Regions from separate parts of the Homo sapiens genome. Here region 1 is linked to region 2. A link is a loop called in an ENCODE intact Hi-C map of the cell type or tissue named here. Cell type or tissue: GM12878. All regions are shown on one strand.

Evidence for each region. A loop is a pair of places that touch in the nucleus more often than their neighbours do. Peaks named below come from ENCODE experiments on the same cell type or tissue, not always from the same donor. Only the 100,000 strongest peaks of a DNase experiment are listed, where the experiment ranks them.
Region 1: it touches region 2 in a loop (5-fold over the local background); 1 of 110 quality-filtered maps calls a loop at or near these places.

Annotation. Positions count from the first base shown.
Region 1 is chr2:97,906,663-97,910,662 of GRCh38, reverse strand. It overlaps TMEM131 (transmembrane protein 131), which reads left to right. Exons shown (of 41, transcript NM_015348.2): 3 at 1,965-2,005. Among named protein-coding and RNA genes, the nearest start is that of TMEM131, 87 kb to the left of the region's middle. RefSeq lists an enhancer at 2,406-2,515. In GM12878, no CTCF peak of the experiment used is centred here; a DNase peak (open chromatin) is centred at 2,193; H3K4me3 peaks cover 1,098 bases; H3K27ac peaks cover 3,659 bases.
Region 2 is chr2:98,023,796-98,027,795 of GRCh38, reverse strand. No RefSeq gene overlaps it. Among named protein-coding and RNA genes, the nearest start is that of TMEM131, 30 kb to the right of the region's middle. RefSeq lists silencers at 1-60, 711-770 and an enhancer at 201-320. In GM12878, a CTCF peak has its summit at 2,099; DNase peaks (open chromatin) are centred at 55 and 555; H3K4me3 peaks cover 1,771 bases; H3K27ac peaks cover 2,036 bases.

The sequences.
Region 1 (4,000 bases), 120 kb after region 2:
GTTAGAATGGCAATCATTAAAAAGTCAGGAAACGACAGATGCTGGGGAGGATGTGGAGAAATAGGAACGCTTTTACATTGTTGTGGCATGTGTCAGAATTTTCTTCCTCTTTAAGACTGGATCGTATTCCCTTGTATGTATAAATCACATTTTGTTTATCTGTTCACCTGTCAATGGGCATTTGGGTTGCTTCTACCCCTTAATGGTTGTGAATAATACTGCTGTGAATGTGGGTTCATGCAGTATCTTTTTGAGCCCCTGTTTTCAGTTCTTTAGGGTATATACACAGAAGTGGGATTGCGGGTCGTATGGTAATTCTATGTTTAATTTTTTTGGGAACCACAATACTGTTTTCCATAGTGGCTACACCATTTTAATATTCACACTAACAGTGCACAAAGGTTCCAGTTTCACCACATCCTTGCCAAAGATCCTTATTTTCTTTTTAAAATTTTAAATAGTAGTCATCCAAACAGGTATGAAGTGGTATCATTGTGGTTTTGATTTGCATTTCCCTAATGGTTAGTGATGTTGAGCATCTTTTAAAGTGCCTACTGGCCATTTGTGTATTTTCTTTGGAGAAATGTTTGAGTCCTTTGCCCACCTTTTAGTTTGGTTGTTCTTCTGTTATTGAGTTGCAGGAGTTCTTGATATATTCTAGATATTAATCTCATCAGATATTTGATTTATAAATATTTTCTCCCACTGCATGGGGAATAGATGTAATTTTCATAATAAAAAGTTAAAGAAATTTTTCTTTACAGAAAATAGAAGAGCTCAACCAATACCAACTCATTTACCACCCAGACTCAACGGTTATTACCATTTTGCTGTGTTTGCTTTATCCATACACCTCCCCACACACACAAATTATTTTGCCAAGACATCTCAAAGAAAATTAAGGACACCCTTACACTTTACCTAGTACGCATCTTGAAAAAATTAGGACAGTTTTCTACATCTGCCACATTTTCTGCATAAACAGTCTCCAAAATACTATTTCAAAATAATATATATTATTGGGAAAAAATAATGCTGTTTTTTCTCATTTTGATGTAGCAGATAACCTTTTGGGATAAGTTCACTGATGGTATTCCTTATAGCATTGGCATTTTCTCGTACATCAATAAGAACTTCCATTTCTTCATCACCTGAACTACAGCTGTTGCCTCCAACTTCCTACTTTTTCTCATCTTCCTTATCTTTAAAACCTAAAGTAGACCAAACTTCTTCCCATGACTTCCTTACAAGGCAGAGCATTATCTGGCCTCTGCTTAGCCCTCCAGTCTCATTTTCTCCTTCTCTCCCAGCTCCAGCAGAGAGACCTGCCATCTGTTTCTTGAACATACCAACCTCTGCTCTCTATGAGGGCCTTCACATGTGCTGTTTTCTCTACCACCATCCATCCCACTGCCACACTGCTTTTTTTAATCCTTCAGGTTTTTATGTAAATATTGTCTCTTCAGACAGGCCTTCCTTCATGATGTGTTTAAGTATGGCAACTATTTATTCCTGTTCACAGCACCTTTTCAATATTTTGATAATCCTATTTCAGTATATAAATATGTATTTTTAAATGACTATCTCCCTCACACACACCACCCACTGTACCTTGAGTTCCATGACAGTGGGAATCATTACCACCAGCACCTGGCAAGCAGTTAGTGAGCAGGGAACAGTCCGAGGCACAGCAGCCTCACAAAGTGATTGTCAAAGGGGCTGTTCTCAGGATGTGTCGGTTTGGCACACTTTTAAAAATCCATCGCATTACTTTCTGTTACTTCATGTGTGTTTACAATTTGATCTAGTCATTGTATGTGATTTGGAGACCAGGTTTAACCTTAAAATCCAAATGGGTATAAAATGAATGTTGAAACTAAAATAGAATATTTTGGATATTCCATATGTCTGTAATATAAATATTTGGCTTCAGTTTTTTAATCATTATTTTATTCCTTTTACAGACCGAGACAACACTTGGACTCAGTTCATATCAGCAGAAAAGGTAAGTATATTTAATAAGATAATTAACATACTTTCGGTTCCTTCTGGGGGATTCCTGTGGTTCTCCCTCCTCTTTCCCCTTGCTCATTTTGGTGAAGAAGGAATAGCAAATTGTAAATCACATTATATGATTATTTCTAAGTGTTGTGTGTGGGAAACCAGGTTTAAGTTTGAATGTGCACATCATGCAATTGTGTAGCATGCCTCCCCTGTCGTGTACGAAGGGCTGTTACTCAGCTGAAACTCCCCTTGCTTTGTGAGATGATCAGCTGTGTAACTCCTTAGAGGCTTCTCTTGTGGCTATCCCTGCTTTTGATGTACTGACCACTGCTGCCCCCAGTTACCAGGGGTCTGCCCGCAGGCCCCCAGAGAAGGATCTCAGACCTGCGAAACCCAGTCTTGTGACTTGGAGAGACCGCTTTTAAATACAGCTTCCCTGTGATAACAGGGGGATGGTTTTACCTCAGGTGTTAAGGAAAATAGGTACATGCATGTGAATTTGGAGACACTTTTCCTGCCTCCTCACAACCAAATTATTTGGTCTTTTGATACCTTCTCACATCTGTAAAGAGACATACTGTGCTGATTCTCTTTCTATATGCGGTGAAAGTCTGTTCTGGTGCCTAAAGGTGAGAGAGAGCTTTCTTTGAGTTGGATAAAACAGTCCCTCCAGCAGCTATTTTGTGTTCACTCCCAGCCCTTAATGATTGCTCCCCGGAGGACCATAGATGTAAAGGAAGTTAGCTTAGAAGATTCAGCGTAATGGTATAGTTGCTCTTCCTGTTTGCCAGAAACAACTAGTCAGGCACCAGTACCTGTTCTAGTGAGCGCCCTTTAGTAACAATTGAACGGCTGGCAGTGGTGTCAATAGGGCTTTCAGGTAAGGAGCCCACATCATGGATTTAAGAACCCAGTTATTTTACAGTGTGTGTTTTTAGAAGTATGTTTTATTCTGTCAGTATATTTATTCCTTAAATGACAGCAAGGCAAATTTATCCTTAAAAATTATTACTATCCACTGAAATCAGACACTTAGCTACCAAAGTGGCTATGGCAACAGAAGGTGTCCCCACCCTTGCTGTCATCACTGCAGTTTCCATTCTGATGTAGCAGGAACAGGGAAGCATTTGTTCCTCCTAGGCCTTCATGTTTAAAGTACATCTATGAATGTCTCCAGACTAGCGAAATGCAGACTGCATCAACAAAGAATTTTGCTTTGAGAGAGAAATATAAAATATTCAGACTATTAGGAGGACAATTAAAACTTCTTACCTCATAAATAATGAAAATTCTTTAGTATTCACTATTTTTTCTCTTTTTACTCTTTCATCTCTGCAGTAACATGGCCCTTTTCCCCCATTGTTCTGTCATTCTCTCTAATATTATATGCCCTGTTGGGACCTGCCCTGTCTGTGAATCTTGCCCAAATATTTAACACTGGCATGGGTTGTCTCCAAACCACTGCATGTTTAGCCTGATTCCTCCTTGGCTGGACCATCTAAGAACCCTAGAACTCTCTAACCACATCTAGAGCCAAAATAATGGTGAGAAAAACATATATGTTATCTTGTGATTCTTCCTTGATTCTTTATTCCAGCAATTAGGAAATTAGCTGTGGAATTAGACTGCACTACATTTACGAAGATGAGGATGTTCATTCGTGATCAAAATTTGGGCTTTAAGTATTTTCCTAGTATAATGAAGAATTGACATCAGTACATAATTATATTCTCATCTCATGCTCTACTTATCTATTATCTACTTCTATCTAAAAGTTAGTGGCATAAAATAACCATTTTATGATGCTCTCAAACTCTGTCAGAAATTCAGGCAGGGGACAGCAAAGACAGCTTGTCTCTTCTCCATGATCTGGGGACTCAGCTGGGGAGATTTCAGAGTTGGAAATGACTTGATGGCTGGGAGCTGGAGGCATGTTCATTACATGTTGATGCTAGTTTCTAGCTGGGACCTCAGCTGAGCTCTCAACTAGAATGCC
Region 2 (4,000 bases):
AAGTTTAGCCATGTGTGACCGTATCAGATGATTTGACTGTCACTTCAGTTGAGCTATTTGCATTGGTAGCACCAGGCAAGACTGAATTTAAACTTGAATTCAGGTCCCTAATCCTAATCTTAAATGACTCTTAAAAGAGTATGTATGATGCAGGCTGGATGCAGTGGCTCATTCCTGTAGTCCCAGCTACTTGGGAGGCTGAGGTGGGAGGGTCACTTGAGCCCAGAAGTTCAAGGCTGCAGTGAGCTATGATCATGCCACTGCACTCCAGCCTTGGCGACAGAGTGAGACCCTGTCTCTAAAAACATAAAAAGATTATATGTGATACAGAACTGAAACTAAAAATAATGCAGAATGCAAAAGACTCTGAGGGTAAGCCTGTGGTTTTTAAATGTGGCATAAAGAGGACCATTTCCCTCTTCTCTGAGAAATCACCCAAAAGTGAGAAGGAGAATAAGAAACAGGAACAAAACTCTATCTTGAAAGAAATTAAGAGACATCTGAACCCTGAACCAAAATAGAAGAGGAAGGACTTCCAAATACAGTGAAGGTCAAGCAGGCGTGTGGGAAGATAATGAGAGAGGATGCCCACAGATGGAACCATCAGTCAAACCAGGAAAGCCTAGTTCCTCAAAGTAAGGGACATGCCCTGAGTAGCAAAGCCAACAGCCCCTTTTTGGACCAATAGGAACAGTCTAGAGGTTTGTGACTGGAGACTCCCTAGGCTGGTTAAATCCATAGTCTGAACAACTAAGAAAGGCAGGACTGAGTGAGAAAAAACACAGACAAGCTAGGCTGGCATTCTGATGGTGAGGCAGCATGGTGCAAACTGTCTTACCCTGCTTATGGTATCTGGGAAAAATAGAGGATAAAAGAACTTTCTCACATACACACACAGCCATCTTTAGCCGGGAACATAGCACTAGCCCCTCTTCAATCTAAGCCTCTAGGAAGAATTCACCTCTTTACAAAATATTTTTTCTTAAAAGTCATAGGATCTAAACAAAGATACCACAATAAAGGAAAAGATGAAAGTAACAGTCGAGAAGTGGCATGAAAAACCCTCACCAAAAAAGCCATTGCCATGAAACAGATGAAAAGTTAACCAAACGCAGTGCCAGAAATTTAAAAAAGCAATTAATGAAGCATTTAGTCTTTTCAAAGGAGAGCATGAAACACAAATTCGAGAGCCCAGGAAAGACATGGCAAGGCACAGAGAGAGATGAAATGTGAGTTGGCAGAGCATGGAAAAGCAGGGAGATAAAAAGTGAAACCATTTCAGAAACACAGGCTGGGCGCAGTGGCTCATGCCTGCAGTCCAAGCTACTTGGGAGGCTGAGGTGGAAAGATCACTTGAGCCCAGAAGTGAAGCAATACTCAAGAGAAGAAACTGAGTTGGAAACACGGTAAGATAAAGGGGAGAGAGAATTGAGAAAGGTGAGCAAAGTGAAATTAAAATGACCAGAGAGTTTAAAATGATTGCAGAGGATATCTTCAGTTACGATGGGCTGGTTAGTATCAGACCAGCTTTCCCCATGAGAATACCACCAGACTGAGCCCAGGAGAGGGAATTAAGGAATGGGAAAATAAGTAAGTTGAAAATACCTAAATTGAAGTCCTGAAAGGAAAAACAAAGAGTAGAAAATATAAAAAGGGCATAAGAGACATCTGGGACGTGGTGAAAAAGTCTGACATGCACTGCAGATAATCTGGCTTGTAATTTTCCAAAAGTGATAGAAGATATCAAGTCACAGGTTAAAGAATCCTCCCAGGATACATGTAATGAAAACCACACCCAGGCACATTGTAAAAAGGATAAAGGGAAAATTTTAAGGACATTTTTAAAACAGAAAAGGGAATAAAAACACATTACATTCAAAGATACAATGACACTTCTAGTTAACTTTCAACAGAAGTTGTAAAAGCCCAAAGAAATGCATTGTCATCTTTCAAGTCCTGAAAGAAGACAATGGCCAACCTGAAATTCTCTTCCCAGAGAAAACAGGATTCAAAAGCTGCAGAGATGGTCATTTTCAAAAACTCAAACAAACAAAAAATCAAGAAACCTGAGAGACTGTATTACCAGCAGAGTCCACTAATAGAGAACTGAAGAGGTTTTCTTTAAGCAGGTAGAGATTGATCTTAGCTGGAGGTGCAAGAAGGAATGAAGAGAACCAGCAGAAACATGAGGATAAATCTAAGTCAATACTGAGTTTTAAATAGTATTTTTATTGAGGATCTTATATGTTCAATTAAAACACATAACAGCAATAGTATAAAAGGCAAGAAGAAGGTAATAAAATCAAAGTGTTCTGGTCAGGTGTGGTAGCTCATGCCTATAATCCCAGCGCTTTGGGAGGCTGAGGTGGGAGGATCCCGTGAGCCCAGTTTAAGACCAGCCTGGGCAACATAGCAAGACCTTGTCTTTACCAAAAATCTAAAAAATTAGCAAGATGCAGTGATGCGCACCTGTAGTCCCAGCTTCCCTGGGGTGGGGTGGGGCATCGGTGGGAGGATTGCTTGAGCCCAGGAGGTGGAGGCTGTAGTTAACTGTGATTGTGCCACTGCACTCTAGCCCCAGTGACAGACTGAGACCCTGTCTCCAAAACTACATATAATAAAGCATTCTAAGGTCGTTGCACTGTCTGAAAAGTGGTGAAAGCATTAATTTAAGGGACACTCACAAAGTCAAAAATGCATTTTGCAATCTCTAAGGCAAGCGAATAATAAGAGAATATGTAACTAATAATAAAGGAAGGGGCATGAAATGGAATAACAAAAACACAACCAAAAAAAGGTTGTTAATCTAAAAGAAGTCAAGAAAGGATAAATATTAAAAAACAATGAAAATATAGAACAAATAGAAAAATGGATAAGACGGTTGATTTAAACCCAGATATAGAATTAATTATATTAATGTAAATGAACTAAGTAATTAAAAACCGAAAACATTGTCAGACTCAATTAAAATGAGCCAAAAACTATGCTGCTTAAAAGAAATATTTTAAATATAGAAACTATGAAAGGTTGAAATTAACAGGATAGAAAAAATATAACCAAAAGTAAATTGTGTAGCTTTGCTATATCAGACAAAGTAGACTTTAAGACAAGAACTATTATTAGAGACAAAGAACATTTTATAATAATAAAAGAGTCAATTTAACAAGAAAATGTGATTATTCTAAATAATCCAGAAGTCAACATAGAAATCACAATGGAAATTATGAAATATTTTAAATGATAAAAAAAACAGACAATGTATGGCATTCAGCTAATGTCATACTTAGAGGGAACTTTGTGGCATTAAATGCATTTATAATGGGAGAAAAAGGCTGAAAAGCAATTACCTAAGTAACTATTTCAAGAAACCTAGAAGATAATCATCAAATTAAAACCAAAAGAAATAGAAAGAAGAAAATAATAAAGAACAAAAATCAATGTAATAAAAAACAAACATGCAATACTTAAAAATCTAAGAAGCCTAAAATTAGTTTTTAGACTAATAAAATTGATAATCTCCTACCTGAACCAATGAAGAAAAATAGAGAAAAAGCATAAAACACCAACATACAGTTATAAAGATCCTAAAGACAATAAGAGGATAATGAGAAGGCAATATAAATAACTTGATACCAATAAACTTAGACATTTAGATGCAATGAGCAAATTCCTCGAAAAGCACTATTTTCCAAAATAGTCACAATGAGGAATAAAAAATATAAGTCATTCTATATTTATTAGGTAAAAATGAATATATAATTTAAAATCTGTCACAAAGAATAAGCTAAGCTCTGATGGTGCCAATAGAAAATTTCTCCCAATATCCCACGATATTATGTAAACCTTTACAGAGAAAAGACAAAAAGATTAAGAGGCCAGCACAACATAAATTGTATCACAACCTGAAACTTCAGTTAAAAAGTTTGTTGTTGTCGTTGTTTGAGATGCAGTCTCGCTCTGTCACCCGGACTGGAGTACAGTGACGCGACCTCTGTTCACT